Regions from separate parts of the Homo sapiens genome. Here all the other regions are linked to region 1. A link is a loop called in an ENCODE intact Hi-C map of the cell type or tissue named here. Cell type or tissue: endothelial cell of umbilical vein. All regions are shown on one strand. Links, peaks and the distances in the headings refer to the core of each region. The heading gives the core; the rest is flanking DNA.

The links. A loop is a pair of places that touch in the nucleus more often than their neighbours do. Peaks named below come from ENCODE experiments on the same cell type or tissue, not always from the same donor. Only the 100,000 strongest peaks of a DNase experiment are listed, where the experiment ranks them.
Region 2: it touches region 1 in a loop (3-fold over the local background); 4 of 110 quality-filtered maps call a loop at or near these places.
Region 3: a loop joins it to region 1, with 13 times the contacts of the local background. A loop is called at or near these places in 26 of 110 quality-filtered maps.

The regions. Positions count from the first base shown.
Region 1 is chr4:56,299,902-56,302,902 of GRCh38, forward strand. All of the region lies in intron 4 of CRACD (capping protein inhibiting regulator of actin dynamics), which reads left to right. Among named protein-coding and RNA genes, the nearest start is that of AASDH, 86 kb to the right of the region's middle. In endothelial cell of umbilical vein, for the core only: a CTCF peak has its summit at 1,773 (motif pointing left); a DNase peak (open chromatin) is centred at 1,740; H3K27ac peaks cover 954 bases.
Region 2 is chr4:56,543,100-56,546,100 of GRCh38, forward strand. All of the region lies in intron 1 of SPMAP2L (sperm microtubule associated protein 2 like), which reads left to right. Among named protein-coding and RNA genes, the nearest start is that of SPMAP2L, 14 kb to the left of the region's middle. RefSeq lists a silencer at 1,526-1,715. In endothelial cell of umbilical vein, for the core only: a CTCF peak has its summit at 1,632 (motif pointing left); a DNase peak (open chromatin) is centred at 1,652; H3K4me3 peaks cover 350 bases.
Region 3 is chr4:56,047,697-56,050,697 of GRCh38, forward strand. It overlaps CRACD (capping protein inhibiting regulator of actin dynamics), which reads left to right and starts at 1,402. Exons shown (of 11, transcript NM_001393381.1): 1 at 1,402-1,603. RefSeq lists a silencer at 1,128-1,767 and an enhancer at 1,298-1,973. In endothelial cell of umbilical vein, for the core only: a CTCF peak has its summit at 1,402; DNase peaks (open chromatin) are centred at 1,425 and 2,245; H3K4me3 peaks cover 1,846 bases; H3K27ac peaks cover 795 bases.

The DNA of each region.
Region 1 (3,001 bases), core at 354-2,853:
AGCACTGTACTCAGTAGAGATCAGCAGGAGATCGAGACCATCCTGGCTAACACAGTGAAACCCCGTCTCTACTAAAAATACAAAAAATTAGCTGGGCGTGGTGGCAGGCGCCTGTAGTCCCAGCTACTCAGGAGGCTGAGGCAGGAGAATCACTTGAACCCGGGAGGTGGAGGTTGCAGTGAGCCAGGATTGCACCACTGCACTCCAGCCTGGCGACAGAGAGAGATTTCCTCTCAAAAAAAAAAGAAAATTATTTGTGAGGTGTTCTTGTTTCTATGGAGCGTAGGCTGTGTATTTTGTGATATTTTGTGGAAATTGTGTCTGGTCACATATTCCACATAACACCCAGCTAAATGTAGCATGTGGCAGACAGGGAAGTAGCCAAGAGACCTTGGAACGACACCCAACTTGCCTAGGTCTTGATGCCTGCTGCCACCGCTGCCCAAAGCCATAGTCCTGCCCTCAGGGCCAACCCCCAGACATGTCCTTCAAATCTTAGCATTTCCTAACTGGCTTCCATTCTTGGTTCTAGCTGGCCGTGCTCTAACACTTTTTATAGAAAAAGCAAGCTGTGACTTCTTATAGGTTGAAGAAGAGGGAAGTATGGTGATGGCCAAAGAAAACCTTGACCCCCCTCCTCCTTACCTTTCCTTCTTCAAGTCTTTTGATTCTTGCAATATTATTCCTAAGAAGTTGTGAACTTCTGGTTCATTGGATCCCCTTTCTAAGAGGAATGACTTACAGATTTCAGTTCACAAAACAGCTGTATTTTATGAGAGCTTTTTAGGAGTTTTTAAAAAATCAGATAAAAATCTCTTGTCTTCAATGATACCTGCTCTGTCACATCATACCACATGCCACTGCCACGCCAAGAAGTGGATTTAGTGTTGTAAAAAAGTATACTATATAATTCTGCAGTATTGGAAAGATAGAAACCCAATAAAAATATTTCTGTTAACAGTAAGGCGTGATTTTAAATAACCTGATGTCATAATTAATAAAATGTAAAATGACTAACTTCCCCGAAGTGACAATTGCATAAACACAGGAAGAAAAATGTGAGTAAAGCAGAATAACTGTTTAATTTGTGTGCGCTCATTTTGACAATATCTATTCAGATGAAGTCTGCCTAGTTTTGCTTCCGCTGCATGGATTCACAAGCTTCCTTTCAGCTCTGTAGTTATACTTTTGAAAACATAAAAGGCTTTGTTCATTCTTTGAGGAGGGAAATGGGGACCATTATCATAGAAAATGTGATTTTTTTTTTGGCGTGACTTGAGATATAACTGAATCATCCCCAAAAAGACTGTGCTTTATTTTTCAGTCGACTAAGCAGTATGTTCCTGGTAAGTCGTAGAAGTGATAGTAACTTTATTAACTTGCATGAATGCTTTGCATTTTTCCATGACAACGTGATGCTGGTATTGATGCTTAGTAAGCAGCCTAAGAGACCGCCCCCTTGTAGATGCCAGCATGGAATGAGAGAATTTAGTTGTGTCTGAGGCATGTATGTTTTTATGTCTGGAATTGTCTTTGTGTATGTGTGTATGTTTATTTTTAAAAAGAGAGAAGTAATGGAAAACACCTATTTGACAGTGTATGTCCTGGCAAGCTGATTAGCCACCATTATTAAGACATTCTTCTGAGATGAGATGTCTACTGGAGTGCCTTTTTTCTCTGTGGCTTAAGAAACTTCCCAGCCCTTCGAGTTCCTAGAGACCCACGGAAGGGTGTCTGTCTGTAATGCCTGCCTTTGGAAAGGCTGCCCTCTAGTGCCTGCACATGGTGGGCTCACCGAGAACTGTCTTAGTTTGCAGGTTGGTATCTCTCCACGGAGTACAGAAGAACTCAATACAGCAAAAACCAGCCTCCCCTTTCCTGAGTAATGTGAATCTACCATCTGCCACAATTTCTGTGGCAGATTTAAAAGAAAAAAATCACTATTTAAAAGAAAAATCACCATTTTTTTTCTAAAGATAAAAATAGTGCACGTGCAGAGTGAAAACAAATTTTAATATATGGGGCAGTTATAGGGACAAAACCAACAGTGGTGTCCTTTGTGAGGACTCTGTACATAACAGAGTCGCTCTGTGGCCAGTAGTGTGAATACCATTTGAATGAGTGACAGAATGCAGTGGAATATAAAGCCAGCCCCACCTGGCTGTATGGCTTTGGGTGAAGTCGTTCAACCTCTCTGGCACTTTCTCCTCCTGAAAACTAAGGGGCATGCACACAAGGGGTGATCTCAGGGCCCCTCCTGCTCTTAAGATCTGCGATCTCTATACAATCACTATTGAACTGCTGTAGCATGGAGCGGCTTCAGAAGCTTCGCACTTCGTTGCATTTCAGCTACAATGACCTTGACATTCCCTACAGCTGCCCACCAGCATGGATCAGGGAGGGTGCCTGTTTGTGTAAGATCAGACCGGGCTGTGAGGTATGTACCAACTGGTGATAAAACTCAGGGGTACCACAGTCTGAGGCTGCAGGTAATTGTTAGGATTATACCACACCTTTGTCAGGAAATGCTTAGTCTGTTTGTACCACGGATTATCTGGTGTAGGAGGGAACACCGCCATCCTGAGTGGCTTGTATCTCCCACCGAGCTGGATTTCACTTACAAATACCAAAGTCATACATTCGGGGATTTTGACACCTTACTGCAGCTGTCAAGGACACAAAGAATAAACACCCGCTCTTAGCCACTTCTTCCTAGAGCAGGATGTCTTTAATTCTGTATGCTTTTTCTTTTTTTTTATTATTATTCATTTTAACTATGGAGATACCTGTAGTTTGCTCAAAAAGACAGCAACTTTACTTATTTATTTTTTTCTGCTTTGCTCTTTAGACATAGTCTGAAGGATAGGAAAATCTAGACACTGGCAGAGAGCTGCAGAATATGGTGTGCTCGGCATTTCCACATTGTAGGAATAAGCCTTATAAATATGGATATGCATTCCTGTAATGTCATTCTCCAGCATTCCACATTACAACAAAATGG
Region 2 (3,001 bases), core at 219-2,718, 240 kb after region 1:
CTTTTTTTTTTTTGAGACGGAGTCTCCAGGCTGGAGTGCAGGGGTGCGATCTTGGCTCACTGAAAGCTCCGCCTCCCGGGTTCACGCCATTCTCCTGCCTCAGCCTCCCGAGTAGCTGGGACTACAGGCGCCCGCCACCACACCAGGCTAATATTTTGTATTTTTAGTAGAGACGGAGTTTCACCGTGTTAGCCAGGATGGTCTCGACCTCCTGCCCTCGTGATCTGCCCACCTTGGCCTCCCAAAGTGCTCGGATTACAGACGTGAGCCACCGCGCCCAGCCATGTTTTGCTTTTTAAAATAAAGTTTAGGGCTGGGCATGGTGGCTCACACCTGTAATCCCAGCACTTTGAGAGGCAGACGCTGGTGGTCAGTTGAGGCCAGGAGTTTGAGACCAGCCTGGCCAACATGGCAAAACCCCTTCTATACTAAAAATACAAAGATTTGCCAGGTGTCGTGGTGTGCACCAGTAGTCCCAGCTACTTGGCAGGCTGAGGCACAAGAATCACTTGAACCCGGGAGGCAGAGGTTGCAGTGAGCCAATTGCGCCACTGCACTCCAGCCTGGGTGACAGAGTGAGATTCTGTCTCAAATAAATAAATAAATAAATAAAATAATGTTTAAAGCTTTAGAACAACACCTAGCATTTAGGATTATGAGATTATATTCCCAAGAATAATTACTAAATCTGTTTTGAATTTCTTATTCCTTTCCTTCGCTTAACCTATTAATTTTGGTAGGGAGAACTCTGTACTTTTCCCATTCTAGCATATATTGAGAGAGAGAGAGAGAGAGAGTGTGTGTGTGTGTGTGTGTGTGTGTGTGTATGTGAGAGAGAGAGAGAGAGAGAGTGTGTGTGTGTGTGTGTGTATGTGAGAGAGAGAGAGAGAGAGAGAGAGAGAGAGAGATGGAGTCTCGCTCTCTTGCCCAGGCTGGAGTGCTATGGCCCTACCTAGGCTCACTGCAACAACCTCTGCTTCCTGGGCTCAAGTGATTCTCGTGCCTCAGCCTCCCGAGTAGCTGGGATTACAGGTGTGAGCCACCACGCCCGGCTAATATTTGTATTTTTTGTAGAGATGGAATTTCACCATGTTGGCCAGGCTGGTCTCGAACTCCTGAGCTCAAGTGATCCGCCCGCCTTGGCCTCCCAAAGTGCTGGGATTACAGGTGTGAACCACCGTGCCCGGCCCCAATACGTTTTCCTTGCCCAGTTCTTTGTTGAGAAAATAAAGCAATTGAGAAAGCACCTCTTAAGATGGGTTCTTTTAAGAGCTTGCATATACGGTAACCTTTACTGAAGAATAATTTTTTGGGGAAAATCATGCCTCATACTCAGTCATTTATAGTACTTCACTGGAAACTATTTTTTTTAACTTAGTTTCATGCAACACAAATCAGGAATAAACTTTGAAGAGGCGAAAAAACGTAAAAAAAATAGGGTTCTATTTGGCTTTCCACCAACGTTTTATAATTATGTTGCTCCTTGTATAACACCAGTTAAGACCTCATCCGAGAGATTTTTTTTTTTAAATTTCAACTTGTGTCGCAGTTCGAGTTGCTGGGCTCCGCTAGGCCGAGCCCCGCAGCCCTCCAGCCGCTGCCAACCTGCGCCCCCTGGTGGCCTGGTTGCCGGCCGCACGCGCTCTGGCTCCGCCGTCTGGAGCGCCACCTGGCCCGAGGGCGGGAGGGAGACTGTGGAGCAGTTCCAGACCCGCTTGTGGACCTGCACAACTACGTCATCCTCTGCAACACTGACCAGAAAGCTCAGCAACGGCAGCATTCTCAACAGGAAAGCCCATCGCAGGCTGCGCTTCTGTGTCCCCGAGACGACTGTCCGCAAGGTGGTGGCCAGCACGCCCGGGGCCATCGAGCCTGTCCTATACCACTGAGGACAATGCTGTCCACACAGACCCGCCCGGCGCAGCTGTGTCAGTGTAAATCCTAGTCTGCGGCCGGGCTACTGACATTTGCATGTGATTGACTAATCTATGAGAGAGAAAACAAACACAAGAAAGAAATACATGGTGATGAAGCCCCTGCTCCACCCTCCTCCTAAAAGATTCCACTGTTAGGAACAGCTGGTGTCTTTCTTTCCCTGGTAGAAAGCTCTGATACAACTATGCTAGGCTTTATTATCTATGCTTCCCTTATTTTTCTTACCCTTCTCCTGACTATTTTTCTCTTTCCTTGAGTTTTTCATCTAAAAACAGACATATCCTATTGTAGTCTGTTTATGTAAGCAACCTCAAATCCTTTTAGAAATGAAGGGAGGGTAGAAACACATAAACCAATGAAAATACATGTGAGTACATGTTTACAAAGTAGGTTTAACATTTTACTAATAATTTTCATGGCTACGTGTGGTGACTCATGCCCAGCACTTTGGGAGGCCAAGGTAGGAGGATTGCTGGAGCCCAGGAGTTCAAGACCAGCCTGGGCACCATAGTGAGACCCTGTCTACAAAAAATAAAATTAGCGTGGCTTGGTGGCACACACCTGTAGTCCCAGCTACTCGGGAGACTGAGGCACGAGAATCGCTTGAACTGGGGAGGTGGAGGTTGCAGTGAGTGATGATTGCGCTACTGCACTCTAGCCTGGGCAACAGAGAGACCCTGTCTCAAAAAAAAAAAAAAAAAAAGCAGTTGGAACCCTTAATAGTAAACACTTCCTTAACAATTACTTAAACATTTTTGTTTATGTTTGTTTGTTTGAGACGGAGTTTCGCTCTTGTCCCCCAGGCTGGAGTGCAATGGCATGATCTCGGCTCACAGCAACTTCTGCCTCCTGGGTTCAAGCGATTCTCCTGCCTCAGCCTCCTGAGTCGCTGGGATTACAGACGCCCGCCACCACACCCAGCTAATTTTTGTTATTTTTAGTAGAGATGGGGTTTCGCCATGTTGGCCAGGCTGGTCTTGAACTCCTGACCTCAGGTGATCTACCTGCCTTGGCCTCCCAAAGTGTTGGGATTACAGGCATAAGCCACCGTGCCCAGCCACATTTT
Region 3 (3,001 bases), core at 219-2,718, 250 kb before region 1:
TGGGAACTTCTAACGCTACTAAACTCAAATCAAAAGAAATTTGCTCAACCCTTTCTAAAACTCTGCATTATTCTAATTTGGAATAAAGCAGACATAGTTTAGGATATGTGCACACTGAACTAAGTATCTATATTCACGAAAATACAAAGCCATATATTATACTGATATTTAACTTAAATGTTTATCTAGAATAAACCAGTTGGATAAGGTAACATGCACTAGATTCTCCCAGTCTCAAGGTTGCTCCTTTAAGTCATGCAGTGAAATTACTAGTCCTTGGCCAATAAGGTGAAACCTCGTCTCTACTAAAAATAAAAACAAAAATTAGCTGGGTGTGGTGGCGGGCGCCTGTAATCCCAGCTACTCAGAGGGAGACTGTGGCAAGAAAATCGCCTGAACCCGGGAGTTGGAGGTTGCAGTGAGCTGAGATCGCGCCACTGCACTCCAGCCTGGGCAACAAGAAACTCCGTCTCAAAAAAAAAAAAAAAAAAAAAAGAAAAGAAATTACTAGTCCTATTTTTGGCATTTGGGACATCTGGCTCAATACTGGGTATAATTTAGGGCTATCTTTCGTATTTTGCATCTTTTGTCTAGTCATTTTGCTTTAAAATTTCCTGTTTAATAATGATATTCAATTATTTTTAGCATCCTTGCATACATAGTAAACTAAAAAGATCACCAGAAACTGATTTCCAGTAGTTGCACTGGCATAGTCACAACAAAAAGTATGAAGGAAAAGTCTTGTTTTCTTCGTTAGCCCACAAAAGGAGAAGTCATTTTCCTTAAAGCATCAAAATCAATATTTAATTTCATTATGGCTGGGGACAATAATGCACATTGTCAATGTCACTCCGTTCGGATGTACAGGGACTCAGCAATGCAATTTCTAGCCTTTCTATTTCTAGGTGGCATTTTCCAACTTACTCAACTCTCAGGAGTCCCAGTGCCATTTATTGTGGTTGGGACTCTGCAGGGCGAAACTTCTCCTGGGCTCCCGGTATCTCCTATTAGAGAGACTGCTGCGGGTAACAGGGACCGAATTTGCAACCTGTGGGGTGGTGACTGATGGTCCAATGTTCTCGCCACACGCAGGATGAGCCTCGCTGTGAGCCCACCACTGTAACCTCAGACCCCACGAGTTCAGCACTCCCTCGAGTCAGGCTTTGCAGAAGCCGGGAGGGCACTGGTCAACCCCACGCCCCTCCTTGGGGCCCGCTCCTGGTTTCTGGGCACCCCTGGGGAGGGGAGCCATCTGGTGTGCGCCACTCCCGGAGGGCGCGAGAAGGAAGCCGGCGCCTCACGCTCAGCTGTCCCTGGGCGAAGCCGGGCGGGGCGGCGGCGCGGGTCCGAGCGCCCGAGGCGCCGGCGGAGCATGTGACCACGCCGCGCGGGGCCGGGCGCGCAGTGCCGCGCGGTGGCGGCAGTGGGGAGAGCAATGGAGGCCACGGCCGACTGAGAGGCGGGTGCGCTGCTGGTGCTGCTGCCGCGGCGGCTGCTGATGCGGAGGCTGCCGCGCGCAGTGCCGCCGAGTCCGCCGCCCGCCCGGGACCGCCGGTCGCCGGCCAGCCGCTCTGCCAGCCGGAGCGCCAGGCGGGGACCTCAGGTGAGCGCCTGCTCGGCCCGCGGCCGGAGCCAGACAATGGGGACAGGGGCGGGCTTCTCTCCTCCACTCGCGCCCCTCCGGGCCGGGCCCCCGCAGCGCCCCGGGACTCCAGGGGACCTGGCCCCGGGGGCGTGGGCTCGGCGCGGCGGGCGGTGGGCTTCGGGGCGGTGTCCCCATGTGGGAGGCGCGGACCCTCCCGGAGGAACCTGCGCGCGGCTTGCGCGCTTTGGATCCCCGCAGGGGAACCTGCCGCCGGGCTGCACCCCGGGAACTTGCGGAGAATATGGGACCTCGCCTGCCTTCTCCTCTTCCCGCGCCTCGCCATCCTGTCCCCAGGTCCCTGGCTCGGTCCCGACCGCGGCAAGGGCCAGAACCAGACCTCACCGTCCGGGATCGCGGACGCCGTCCGGGCTCAGCCCTCTCCCCACCGCCCCCGGAGCTGCATTGCTTTGTTTAACCTCTGCCAGACCGTTTCGCACAAACTCTTGTTGCCCCAATTCTGATGAGCCACCAGTTTGATAGCTGAGGCAAGACAAAGGTTTCCCCTGTTTACCAAGGGCCGGGGCCAGGAGACTGCGCGCTGCCCGTGGTGTAAAATCTGTTTTCTTTATCTTCGCCCGGGGCTTGTTGCGATGGTTTTCCTGGCACTATAACCGTCCTTTCTTGCAGAGCTCTGTAGTGGCGAGATTGGACCTCCTAACCCTACGGATACGGTGGGTGGGGTATGGCTTTTTTTTTTTCATGATTATCAGTAAACAGAAGCCGACTTTGAATTTTATAATATGTGTTCTTGAGTTAGAGACATCGTAATCATTTTCTGAATTCTGAATTTTAAGAGAATATATATTTCAAGACACATTGATTCAGTGGAGGGGGAGGGGGAAGAAAACCTAGTAAGTACGACCATGTGTTGTGAAATTTTAATATGGTTTTAGGAATAATGGCTGGGAAACTGATCTGGTGTAGGTGAGGGAGTGTGTGTGTGTGTGTGTGTGTGTGTGTGTGTGTGTGTGTGTATTGGGGGTGGTAAGTGGTGGTGGTGGAGAGGGAGTGGTTAGAATACAAAGGATAAGGCAGTTTTAGAAAAAGATTCTTAGTAAATATCCTGTGGCAAATTTTTGATTCATTAAGTTGTGAGTTAAATCAATGTTTCCTTTAAAAATCACCTATAGTAATTGTGGAATTATATAAAAAATGGCTCACAGTTCTTTGGCATTGTTTGTGACTCAGGAATCTGAATAAAACAGTCAGTTTTGAGTAATTTTTAAAAAGTCAACAAAGAGAAGACTCCTTCACTACTGTCTCCTTTATCCTTTGGGAAAAGGGAATCCTTGTTCAGTATATTCAAGAGAAAATTGCCTATATGAAAAAAAATTTCAAAGGCAGCTTTGAAAAAGA